2 separate regions of the Homo sapiens genome follow, and region 1 is linked to region 2. Evidence: read pairs that join two places in POLR2A ChIA-PET (ENCODE). Cell type or tissue: CD4-positive, alpha-beta T cell. All regions are shown on one strand. Links, peaks and the distances in the headings refer to the core of each region. The heading gives the core; the rest is flanking DNA. Region 1 overlaps STK40 (serine/threonine kinase 40). Region 2 holds the start of THRAP3 (thyroid hormone receptor associated protein 3).

Region 1 (5,372 bases), core at 205-5,204, 140 kb before region 2:
TACAATACTATTATCTAATAAACAGTCTATATTCAGATTTTACCAGTTGTCCAATCATGTCTTTTATACCTTTTTTCTCCCAGATCACCCATTGTATTTCTTTGTTGTATGTCTTTAGTCTCCTTTAATCTAGAATCATTCTTCAGCTTTTCTTTAACTGTCTGACATGGATGTTTTTGAAACATACAGGCCTATTGTGAATGTCCTTCAATTTGGGTTTGTTTCATGATTAGATTCAAATTATACATTTTTGGAAAAAAAAATAGCATGAGTAGATTGGGGGTGGTGGCTCACGCCTGTAATCCTAGCACTTTGGGAGGCCAAGGTGGAAGGATCACTTTAGCCCAGGAGTTCGAGACCAGCCTATGCAACATAGCAAGACCTCCTCTCTACAAAACATTTTAAAAATTAGCCAGGTATGGTAATGTGTGCCAGTAGTCTCAGCTACCCAGGAGGCTGAGGTGGGAGAATCACTTGGGCCTGGCAGGTGGAAGCTGCACTCCAGTCTGGGTGACAGAGCAAGACCCTGTCTCGAAAAAAAATATATATATAGCATGAGTAGTACATGTTTATTAAGGGCATCATGTTAGGAGGTGTGTGATGCCAGTTTGTTCTGTTATTGGTGATAGTAACTTTGACCAGTTGGTTAAGATTGCAGCTTGCCTTTTAAAAAATATAGGTATATTTACACACAGTGATTTCACATGTCTTTTAACTGTGCTGTTCAATTGTTTTGACCAGTGCACACACCCAGAAGCTATGTCCTTCGGCAGTAAAAGTTTTACAGCACAATATATGTGCTCTGCTCTCCTCCCGCAATCCTGCTCCAAGAGATCTTAAGCTGGAGGCACCAGGTCTGAATTCCAGACTCCTCCCCACCACCCACACTTCACCTCCAACTGGAGCATGACCACAGACCCATTCAGGGAGGCTGGCGGACTCTTCATCCTGGACAGTCCCTTACTGTATGTCAAGTAGGTAATTGCCAGCATGTGTGCGCTCCTATGTGGCTGCCTGTGGGGATGCTTCTCAGTGTAGAGTGGGGGACCCTCCATGCCTTGGCCAGGCTTCAGCTCCTTTGTAGTTGGGTAGACATGAGGACAGACTGAGCTGGGGAGATCAGTGGTGGCGTTTCATCTGCTCAGTGCCATCTTTGTACCCCTCATCCCTATGGAGATTGGTGTGTCTACCAGGTGGAACCATGGGGTAGAGCTATCCCTGCCAGCTTTCCTGGACCTGGTCACACTATACCACTGGACTCCGGGCATCTTCAGCCTTGGAACCCTTATGTGGCTCTGATGGCTTGGCTTTCACTGCCTTGCTGGGAGATCTGGGCTCACGTTGCCTGGTAGCTTTAGGGTGAGATGACTTTAGCCCCAAATTGACAGAGTAAGATCAGGTACCCCCTACTCAGGCCACGCAGTGGGAGCTGTCCCACAGGTGAGGCCCTCTCACACTGAGGCCCACAGTTGCTCCCCAGGCTTGGCAAAGCAATGGAACCCCCTGCTTTCAGAATCAGGCACAGCTACAGCCTGCGGACGGCGGAGTGCCAGCTGGGCTCTCTTGCTCTTTCCTGGCCTCCTCCCCTCACCCTCATTGTTGCCTCTCTGAGCTTCCTGTTGAGTTCAGGTTCTAAGGGGACTGGTGCTGACTTGTGAGGATAGAATGTAGAAGAGTTGGCCAGGTGTGGTGGCTCATGTCTGTAATCCCAGCACTTTGGGAGGCCAAGGCAGGCGGATTACCTAAGGTCAGGAGTTCAAGACCAGCCTGGCCAACATGGTGAAACCCTGTCTCTACTAAAAATACAAAAAAAAAAAAAAAAAATTAGCTGGGTGTGGTGGTAGATGCCTGTAATCTCAGGTACTTGGGAGGCTGAAGCAGAAGAATCACTTGAGCCCGGGAGGCAGAGGTTGCAGTGAGCAGAGATTGCGCCATTGCACTCCAGCCTGGGCAACAGAGCAAGACTCTGTCTCAAAAAAAAAAAAAAAAGAAGAAGAAGAATGTAGAAGAGTTAACAGATTCAAAGCTCCGGAGACTGCTAAGCAAGGACTGTTGAGTTCCTGGGGCACCGAGTAGTGGACCATGCACCCCAGCCTGAGGACCAGGTGTCTGGGGGGACCTGGGCTCCCAGTCTTCCTGAGACCAGAGTAGCTGGGGCATCATCACAGATCTCACTGTGAAGCCGGGATCCCTCTGAGCAGGCCCTCTAGAGGAGTGTTTGTGGACCACTTGCAGGCGTGTCTCTGGAGGGACGCACAGCCAGATGATTGGAGGATGGGGCAGGGAAAGGGGGGTCTGTCCCTGGGAGCTGTGTCTTTGCTCACCCTACTAGTAAGCCTGCAGCAGCTTCCGGTTTTCTGGGCCTGCCTCTTCATGACGCTTCCTTTGCTTCAGTCAACTCTGGGTAGCATGAAGGGGTGGCAGGAAGGGAGGCAGCCTTGCTCCCTCTTCCCCCACAAGCATCTTTTTCATCTCCCTGCGCGTCTGTTGCCATCCTTCTGTCGGCCTGTGTCTTGGAGCAGTTCCCACGCCATTTGCTTGAGTCGAATCCTGAGATGGGGGAGGGGCGGGTCAGGCTGAGCCCACTGATTGTCTGTGCTGCAGCTGCTCCCTGCAAACTGTTGTCTAGACCATGCCTGTGCGTAGGCGCGTAGGCAGCGTCTACACAGATGTTACGCGCCTCCATGGTGGTCTCCAGGGACCTGGGAAAGAAAGAGGTGGCTTACTGCTCCCGGGAAGACAGAGAACAGGATCAGAAGGGTGGTGATACCAACTTACTATTGGAGGCAGTGGGCAGCGCAGGACAGGCCCAGGGCCGCCGACCCTGGCAATGACTGTCACCAGCTGGAGGGAAGGTATCCGTTCACTCATGGAGTATCTGCTGGGCCTGGCAGTGGGCTGCAGTGGTTTTATATATATGTTTATACATTTGTTTTTCCTTGTGAAATTTTTAGTTGTGGTGGAATTTTTCTGGTGGAGGGGGGCAGACATTAAGCATATAAACACAAATAAATACATAGTTACAAAATCTGGAAAGTACTATGGAGGAAAATTACAGACCACCATGAGTGAGACTAACTGGGACCCACTGGTCATGAGGTTATCAAGGAAGACTTCTCTGAGGAAGTGATACTTAGATTGAGAAGGATGCGTAGGAGTTAGGCAAGCAAAGAGCAGGAACACAGTGCCAGACACATTACTGCCCAGCTTTTAAAGATATTTCTAGAAGCAGTTTTACCCTTCTCTGCTTTTATGTGAATGACACTGAATCTGCTTCCAGCATGAGCCTCTTTGGCAGAAGGCCCAGCCAAGCCTAACTGTGGCTTCTGCTCCATCTGGGGACTGTTGGGGCTCAGTGAGTTACACAATCCTAGTTATTCTCAAAATTAAGTCATGGCTGTGCTCCCCAGTGGCACAGCTCTGAAAACAAATTGGGAGCCTGGTAGATTAGACCTGCAGTGCAATGGATCATCCCTCTTACTTTCTGGTGCACCACATATAGTCAGTCTCCTAGGGTTTAGAATAAGGGCCAAAACAGGCCGGGCGCGGTGCTCATGCCTGTAATCCCAACACTTTGGGAGGCCGAGGCGGGCGTATCGCCTGAGGTCGGGAGTTCGAGACCAGCCTGACCAACATGGAAGAACCCCATCTCTACTAAAAATACAAAATTAGGTGGGTGTGGTGGCACATGCCTGTAATCCCAGCTACTTGGGAGGCTGAGCAGGAGAATCACTTGAACCTGGGAGGCGGAGGTTGCGGTGAGCCAAGATCATGCCATTGCACTCCAGCCTGGGCAACAAGAGCGAGACTCCGTCTCAAAAAAAAAAAAAAAAAAAAGAATAAGGACCAAAACAATAGCATGTGAGGATTTCACCTTACTGGTGAAGACACACCTGTCCTCAGAGTAGGAGACGGCTTCCAGGAGTATCAGCAAAAACAAACTAAAGGAAAAGACAGAAATATTTAACTACATAAAAAGTCAACCTTATTTTTAATTTTAATTTAAAAAATGTAAATGTTATATTAATTTTATTGAGATGGGTCTCGCAACGTTGCCCAGGCTGGTCTCGAACTCCTGGGCTCAAGCAATCCTCCCGCCTCAGCCTCCCAAAGTGCTGGGATTACAGGCATGAGCCACCGCACCCAGCCCTTAACCATTTCTTTTTATTTTTTTAATTAAAAAAAAAAGATGAAAAAGCTATATGTCAGTTACATCCTTACATAGAAAGAGTTTCTAAAAATCAGTAACACTAATACATAGCAGTAAAAAATAGAAAAAGAATATAAAGGAAATTCATAAAAGAAATAATAGACACAGCCAGTAAGCATATGAAACAAATTCAACCTCAGAAATAATGAAAGAATTACGGATTTTAAAATGCTATGCTTTTTGTTGGCCACCCAATTAGCCATTTATAAGAGTAAGGAAATAACTCAGTCCTGGTGTAAGTTCTGGAACTCACTGGACTGTAAATTGGCACAGCCATCCTGGAAGCAGCCTGGCAGCATCTGTCAAATACCTTAAAAACATGTCCCCCTTGTATTAGCCTAATGGGGATTTTTTTTAAATGTGCCCCACTTGACTCTGCAATTCTGCTTCTTGGAATTTATCCAGAGGGAGACAGATAAGTATGACAAGATGTATATTTTTGTTGTTGTTGTTGTTTTTTCTTTTGAGACGGAGTCTTGCTCTGTCACCCAGGCTGGAGTACAGTGGTGCGATCTCAGCTCACTGCAAGCTCCGCCTCCTGGGTTCACACTATTCTCCTGCCTCAGCCTCCCGAGTAGCTGGGACTACAGGTGCCCACCACCACACCCGGCTAATTTTTTGTATTTTTAGTAGAGACAGGGTTTCACCGTGTTAACCAGGATGGTCTCGATCTCCTGACCTCGTGATCTTCCCTCCTTGGCCTCCCAAAGTGCTGGGATTACAGGTGTGAGCCACCGCGCTTGGCTGACAAGATGTATACTTGTATGTGCGTGACTATTAATTCTTTTTTTTTTTTTTTTTGAGACAGAGTCTCACTCTGTCACCCAGGCTGGAGTGCAGTGGTGTGATCTGGGCTCACTGCAAGCTCCGCCTCCCAGGTTCACACTATTCTCCTGCCTCAGCCTTCCAAGTAGCTGGGACTACAGGGGCCCGCCACCATGCTCAGCTAATTTTTTTTTTTTTTTGTATTTTTAGTAGAGACGGGGTTTCACAGTGTTAGCCAGGATGGTCTCGCTCTCCTGACCTGGTGATCCGCCCGCTTCGGCCTCCCAAAGTGCTGGTATTACAGGCGTGAGCCACTGCGCCCGGCTAATTCTTTTTAAATGGAAAGAACCTAGATGTCCATAAATAGGGAATGGTCAGAGAAATCACTGTATATTTG
Region 2 (5,372 bases), core at 235-5,234:
TTGTTGAATAAATTACCCAATCAACCAGAGTCAAACAGTGAACAGATCTTAGATGTTTATAGAATATGTGTGAAAAAATCCACCAAAACCCTGTATTTGAGAGAATAGCATTAACCAGACTTCCTTGCATTCAGGATGTCAATATGCCCTACAGAAACAGGGTAGCGCCCTAAAATGCTTAGTGGTTAGGACTATCCATTCTAAAAATAATAAATCGTGGCCGGGCGCGGTGGCTTACGCCTGTAATCCCAGCACTTTGGGAGGCCGAGGCAGGTGATCCCCTGAAGTCAGGAGTTCAAGACTAGCCTGGCCAACATGGTGAAACCCCGTCTCTACTACAAATACAAAAATGAGCCAGGCGTGGTGACACACACCTGTAATCCCAGCTACTCAGGAGGCAGAAGCAGGAGAATCGCTTGAACCCAGGAGGCGGAGGTTGCAGTGAGCCGAGATTGTGCCCCTGCACTCCAGCCTGGGTGACAGCGCGAGACTTTGTCTCAAAAAATAATAATAATAATAAATCGTATGTCTGTGTACCCTCCCAGTCATCAACATTTCCCATCTCTGTGCTAATCTCAGAAATATTCCAAGCTTCCTCCCTCCAATTCCTCGGAACAAAATAGATCACTCTTTTTGTAATCCATATTTTGCAGGCTAAACCAAATTTAAAAGTACCTATATATTTGGTATTAAATAAATACACTAAGGTGGTACTACTACTACCATCACCACTGCTAAAATTGAACTGTACCTAGTCTACAAAACTAAAAACATCAGTCTCCAAAATTGGAGATCTTTCTCTGGTGTTAAAACGTTTAAAAAACAAAGAGATGGAATTACACTGGATATAGAGGTTTTTAATCAAATCACTTCTTACAGAAACCTCAACACAACTCTCTTACAAAATGCAATTAAGCCCAAATGGCTGCAGTAAAACTTATCATTAACGTATGAACATTGGCTCACAAAATACATCTCCCGGCAAAGAACAAACTGAGCCCGATTTGCTCCACAAGTTGTTCATGGCAGGAGCCGGTTTTGGCTATTTAACAAGCTTCTAAATCATAATACACACGTCAGACTGTCTAGAATTACAGAACAGACTACAACAGTACTTCCACAAACGAAAAAAGTCAGGGTCATCTGAAACAGAAGAAAAATAACGGTGTGATACACGCCTCATCTCTCTCGGCGCACACTCTAAAAAAAAAACCTATAAATGATGATATTACTTTTTAACAGTGGCTAAGTGATTTTTATTTTATCTCATTTAGTCTCCACAATAACCCTGTAAAGGGGTCACTGTTACTTACTGCTGTTTTAGTGATAAGAAAACTGAGGCAGCTGGAGATGAAGACTCTTGACCTAAGATCAAAAGATAGCAGGGCCAAGATTTAAACCCAAGCCAACTGGTTCAGGATACTTCTGTTATGCTCCCAACAGAAGCTTCACTGCCTCTCTCTTGCCAGGTCCTTCTATACTCTCAGAGGCTTTCCCTTCACCCCAAGTAACAAATTCCCCATAAACACTGTACTGCCACTGATGGCTTCCAACTTCTGTGCACCATTGCTGCTCCCCAGCTTCTGCTGCCATGCTCCACCCCTAAGATTTGTAAAGTCAAAGACAACAGTTGATAAAAGTTGCTTAGGTGCTAAGAGAAGCAAAATAATTCACCTCATATAAGCAGAACTCACGCCGATTGCCACTGGAATGCAAGCCGGCCTCAGCTCCAGCCCAAGAAAAAAGTGAGAACTCTAATATTCCCGTAGGAGACAAATTTGGACTATCCCGTTTTTGGCCACCAGGCTGGAAAGAACGGAAGCGGTACTAACATTTACTGAGTGGCAGCCACATGCGCCCTAGGAGAAGACCGAACCAGGCCAATGGGGACTGGGTGGGGGGAAGGGCACTCGGGAGTTCCGGGAAAAGAAATCCAAATAACGGGGTTCATACGACCAAAACGGGAGGAGTAGGGAGTGGCCGCCCCCAGGCCGACTGCAAGATAAAGCGGCGTAGGAGCTGCTCTGCAGAGAAGGCGACCAAGAGCCTTGGGAGCTAGGCCGGGGCCAGGGGAAGACCTAAAGGGCGGGGAAGGGGAGGAGCCGGAGGGAACGGAGCCCGCTCAGAAGAGGCCAGGGTGTAAGCTGGGGGGAGCGACTCCACGCCAGGCCTTCCCCGAGCCCCTGACCAGCAGCTGGGGAAAAAAGATAAGAGACGAAACCACTAGAGCCGGTTAAGCTGCCCTAACTTCCATCAGAGGCGCTCACTCACCTGGGCCTACCACAGAGATCGCAGCTGCAGCTCGCAACGGAACAACCAGCCCGAACCTCGCCCCCGCCCCACAGCGCGCCCAGCGTCTCCGCTCTCCGACGACGGCGACGGCGTAGACCCGCTGCCTCCTGGGAAATGTAGTCCTACGCCCTCCTCTCCTGGCCGACTTGGCTGCCATCAGAACTACGTTTCCCAAAAGACAAGGCGAGCGTTGGGCCCGCCGCTTTGCGTCACGCGCTCGGTTGTCGGCGGTCACGTGGGTTGCTCGGGGCCGTCCCCTCCCCCCGCCTGGGTGGCCTGGAGATGGAGGAGGGCGGTGGACGGAAGGGGCGGGGGCGTTGCTGACGCCACTGCCCCCACCATTTTGGAACCAGCCTGGAGGGAGAGTCTGAGCCCCACCCACTCCGGGCCAGCTTGCCTTGTTGAAAAGCTTCCGAGTTGGAAGTCGAGTCTCCCTGTTTTTGGTCTCTGCTGCGCTCCCTTCCGCTTTGTGACCTTGAGCAAATTCATCCCTCCTCTCTAAACTTGTTTCCTCCCCTGTGAAATGAGACTTGTAATTTCTACCCCACAGCGATGTTGCCAGGCTCCGACAAAGTAAGGCACAGGAAAGCCTCAAGCACCCTGAAAGCGCAACGCAAATGGAGGGGTTGGTTTGGTTTCGTTTTTTTAATTTTAATTGTGTGACCTCATTCGGAGACCCAGAAACCGCCTCTCCCCAGCCTGCCTTCTGTAACTATGATTTTCTGACTGTCGTCCTGGGAAGTTTGTTAAAATGGGTGCTACTGGGGTATTGAACCAAAAGTTTACCGGGGAGTGTCTCCCTGCAGTCTACATTTTAAACCGATCTCTCGGGTGATTCTTACCCACCTACAAATTTGAGAATCTCTGCGTTTATCAGTTTTGCACAGGCTGGTTTCCTCCGGAATTTCTGCTCTAGTGTCTCTGAACATTTAAGACCCATCTCATAGGTCATCTGTGATGCTTTCAAAGTTGACTAGCTCCTCCCTATGCCTGTGTTCCCACAGTAAGTTTGCATCTTACTCTGTAAGTATCGGGGCCTTCCCCGACAAGACTGTGAGCTCTTTGAGAGCCGAGATCAGTTTTGATGGATTTCTGCACCTCCAGAGAAAAGTAGACACAGTACACATCAATTAATAAAGAAATCTAATGCTCTTCCTAAGAGAAAAGCTGCAAGGCTCAACTCAAGTAGCAGACCACGCCACATCAGCCCTTGCCCTTAGTGGCTTCGGCAGCATTCCTTGCACACGGCTTACTCTTTCTTCCTTCTTTGAGCACTTCTTGTGGTCGACGTACTGCGCAGTGCTTCTTAAAACGTTCTAATTTAATTGATTTTATTTTTATTTATTTATTTATTTATTTATTGAGATTCTCCCTATGTCGCCCAGGCTGGAGGGCAGTGGTGCGATTTTGGGTCACTGCAACATCTGCCTCCCAGGTTCAAGCGATTCTCCTGCCTAAGCCTCCTGAGTAGCTGATTTTACGGGCATATGCCACCACCCGGCTAATTTTTCTACTTTTTGTGGAGACGGGGTTTCGCCACGTTGGCCAAGCTGGTATCAGACTCCTGACCTCAAGTGATCCACCTGCCTCGGCCTTCCAAAGTGCTGGGATTACAGGCGTGAGCCACGGGGCTGAACCAATGTAATTTTAAATTCAAAGATTTTCTGGGTGTCTACTGTATACAATGCCCAGTGTAAAATACTGGGAACACGGTAGTAAACTAGATGGATACCAAAATACATAATTTTGGCTCCCCTTTTAAGAAATACAGGCATAGGCCGGGCGCGGTGGCTCACGCCGGTAATCCCAACGCTTTGGGAGAACCGAGGCGGGCAGCTCACCTGAGGTCAGGAGTTCGTGATCAGCCCAGCCAACATGGCGAAACCCGTTCTCTACTAAAAATACTACAGATTAGCCGGGCGTGGTGGTGGGCACCTGTAATCCCAGCTACTCAGGAGGCTGAGACAGGAGAATCGCTTGAACCCAGGAGGTGGAGGTTGCAGTGAGCCGAGATCATGCCACTGCACTCCAGCCTGGGCGACAGAGCAAGACTCCGTCTCAAAAAAAAAGAAAAGAAAAAAAGAAATACAGGCATATCTCAAATATTGCAGGTTCAGTTCCAGAACACCACAATAAAGCAAAGATTGCAGTAAGGTTAGTCCAAGTTTCCCAGTGCATATTAAAGTTATATAGTATGTTTACATCATACTGTAGTCTATTGTGTGCACTAGTGTTATGACCTAAAATATATATACTTTAATAAAGAATATTACTTAAAAATGCTGTCAGCCTGGCGTGGTGGCTCACACCTGTAATCCCAACACTGGGAGGCCAAGGCGGGTGGATAACCTGAGGTCAGAAGTTTGAGACCAAGGCCAGGCGCAGTGGCTCACGCCTGTAATCCCTGCACTTGGGGAGGGCGAGGCTGGTGAATCACCTGAGGTCAGGAGTTCAAGACCAGCCTGGCCAACATGATGAAACCCTGGTCTCTACTAAAAATACAAAAAATTAGCTGGGCATGCTGGCGGGCACCTGTAATCCCAGCTATTCAGAAAGCTGAGGCAGGAGAATCGCTTGAACCCAGAAGGCAGAGGTTGCGGTGAGCCGAGATCGTGCCACTGCACTCCAGCCTGAGTAACAAGAGCAAAACTCCGTCTCAAAAAAAAAAAAAAAAAGTTCAAGACCAGCCTGACCAACACGGTGAAACTCCGTCGCTACTAAAAATACAAAAGAATTAGCTGGGCGTGGTGGCACATGCCTGTAATCCCAGCTACTCGGGATGTTGAGGCACGAGAATCGCTTGAACCCAAGAGGCGGAGGTTGCAGTGAGCTTAGATCGCGCCATTGCACTCCAGCCTGGGCAACAAGAGCAAAACTGTCTCAATAAAAATGCTGTCATCTGAGCCTTCAGCAAGTGGTCACTTTTTGCTGGTGGAGGGTCTTGCTTTTATGCTGATGGCTGTTGACTGACTAGGGTGATAGCTGCTGAAGGTTGGGGTGGATGTGGCAGTTTCTGATAATAAGAGAGCAATGAAGTTTGCCCCATCCATTTACTCTTCCTTTCTTTTTTTTTTCCCTTT

What was found. ChIA-PET counts read pairs that join two places held together with the same protein. Peaks named below come from ENCODE experiments on the same cell type or tissue, not always from the same donor. Only the 100,000 strongest peaks of a DNase experiment are listed, where the experiment ranks them.
Region 1: POLR2A ChIA-PET joins it to region 2 with 10 read pairs; 6 of 35 experiments call an interaction of 5 or more read pairs at or near these places.

Annotation. Positions count from the first base shown.
Region 1 is chr1:36,363,454-36,368,825 of GRCh38, reverse strand. The region is part of intron 1 of STK40 (serine/threonine kinase 40); the gene reads left to right. Among named protein-coding and RNA genes, the nearest start is that of STK40, 20 kb to the left of the region's middle. In CD4-positive, alpha-beta T cell, for the core only: no CTCF peak of the experiment used is centred there; DNase peaks (open chromatin) are centred at 1,575 and 2,335; H3K4me3 peaks cover 285 bases; H3K27ac peaks cover 2,903 bases.
Region 2 is chr1:36,221,405-36,226,776 of GRCh38, reverse strand. It overlaps THRAP3 (thyroid hormone receptor associated protein 3), which reads right to left and starts at 2,334. Exons shown (of 12, transcript NM_005119.4): 1 at 2,272-2,334. RefSeq lists enhancers at 1,888-2,416, 2,248-2,457, 2,417-2,944, 2,858-3,157, 3,368-3,537 and a silencer at 2,588-2,707. In CD4-positive, alpha-beta T cell, for the core only: no CTCF peak of the experiment used is centred there; DNase peaks (open chromatin) are centred at 2,506 and 3,266; H3K4me3 peaks cover 2,991 bases; H3K27ac peaks cover 3,265 bases.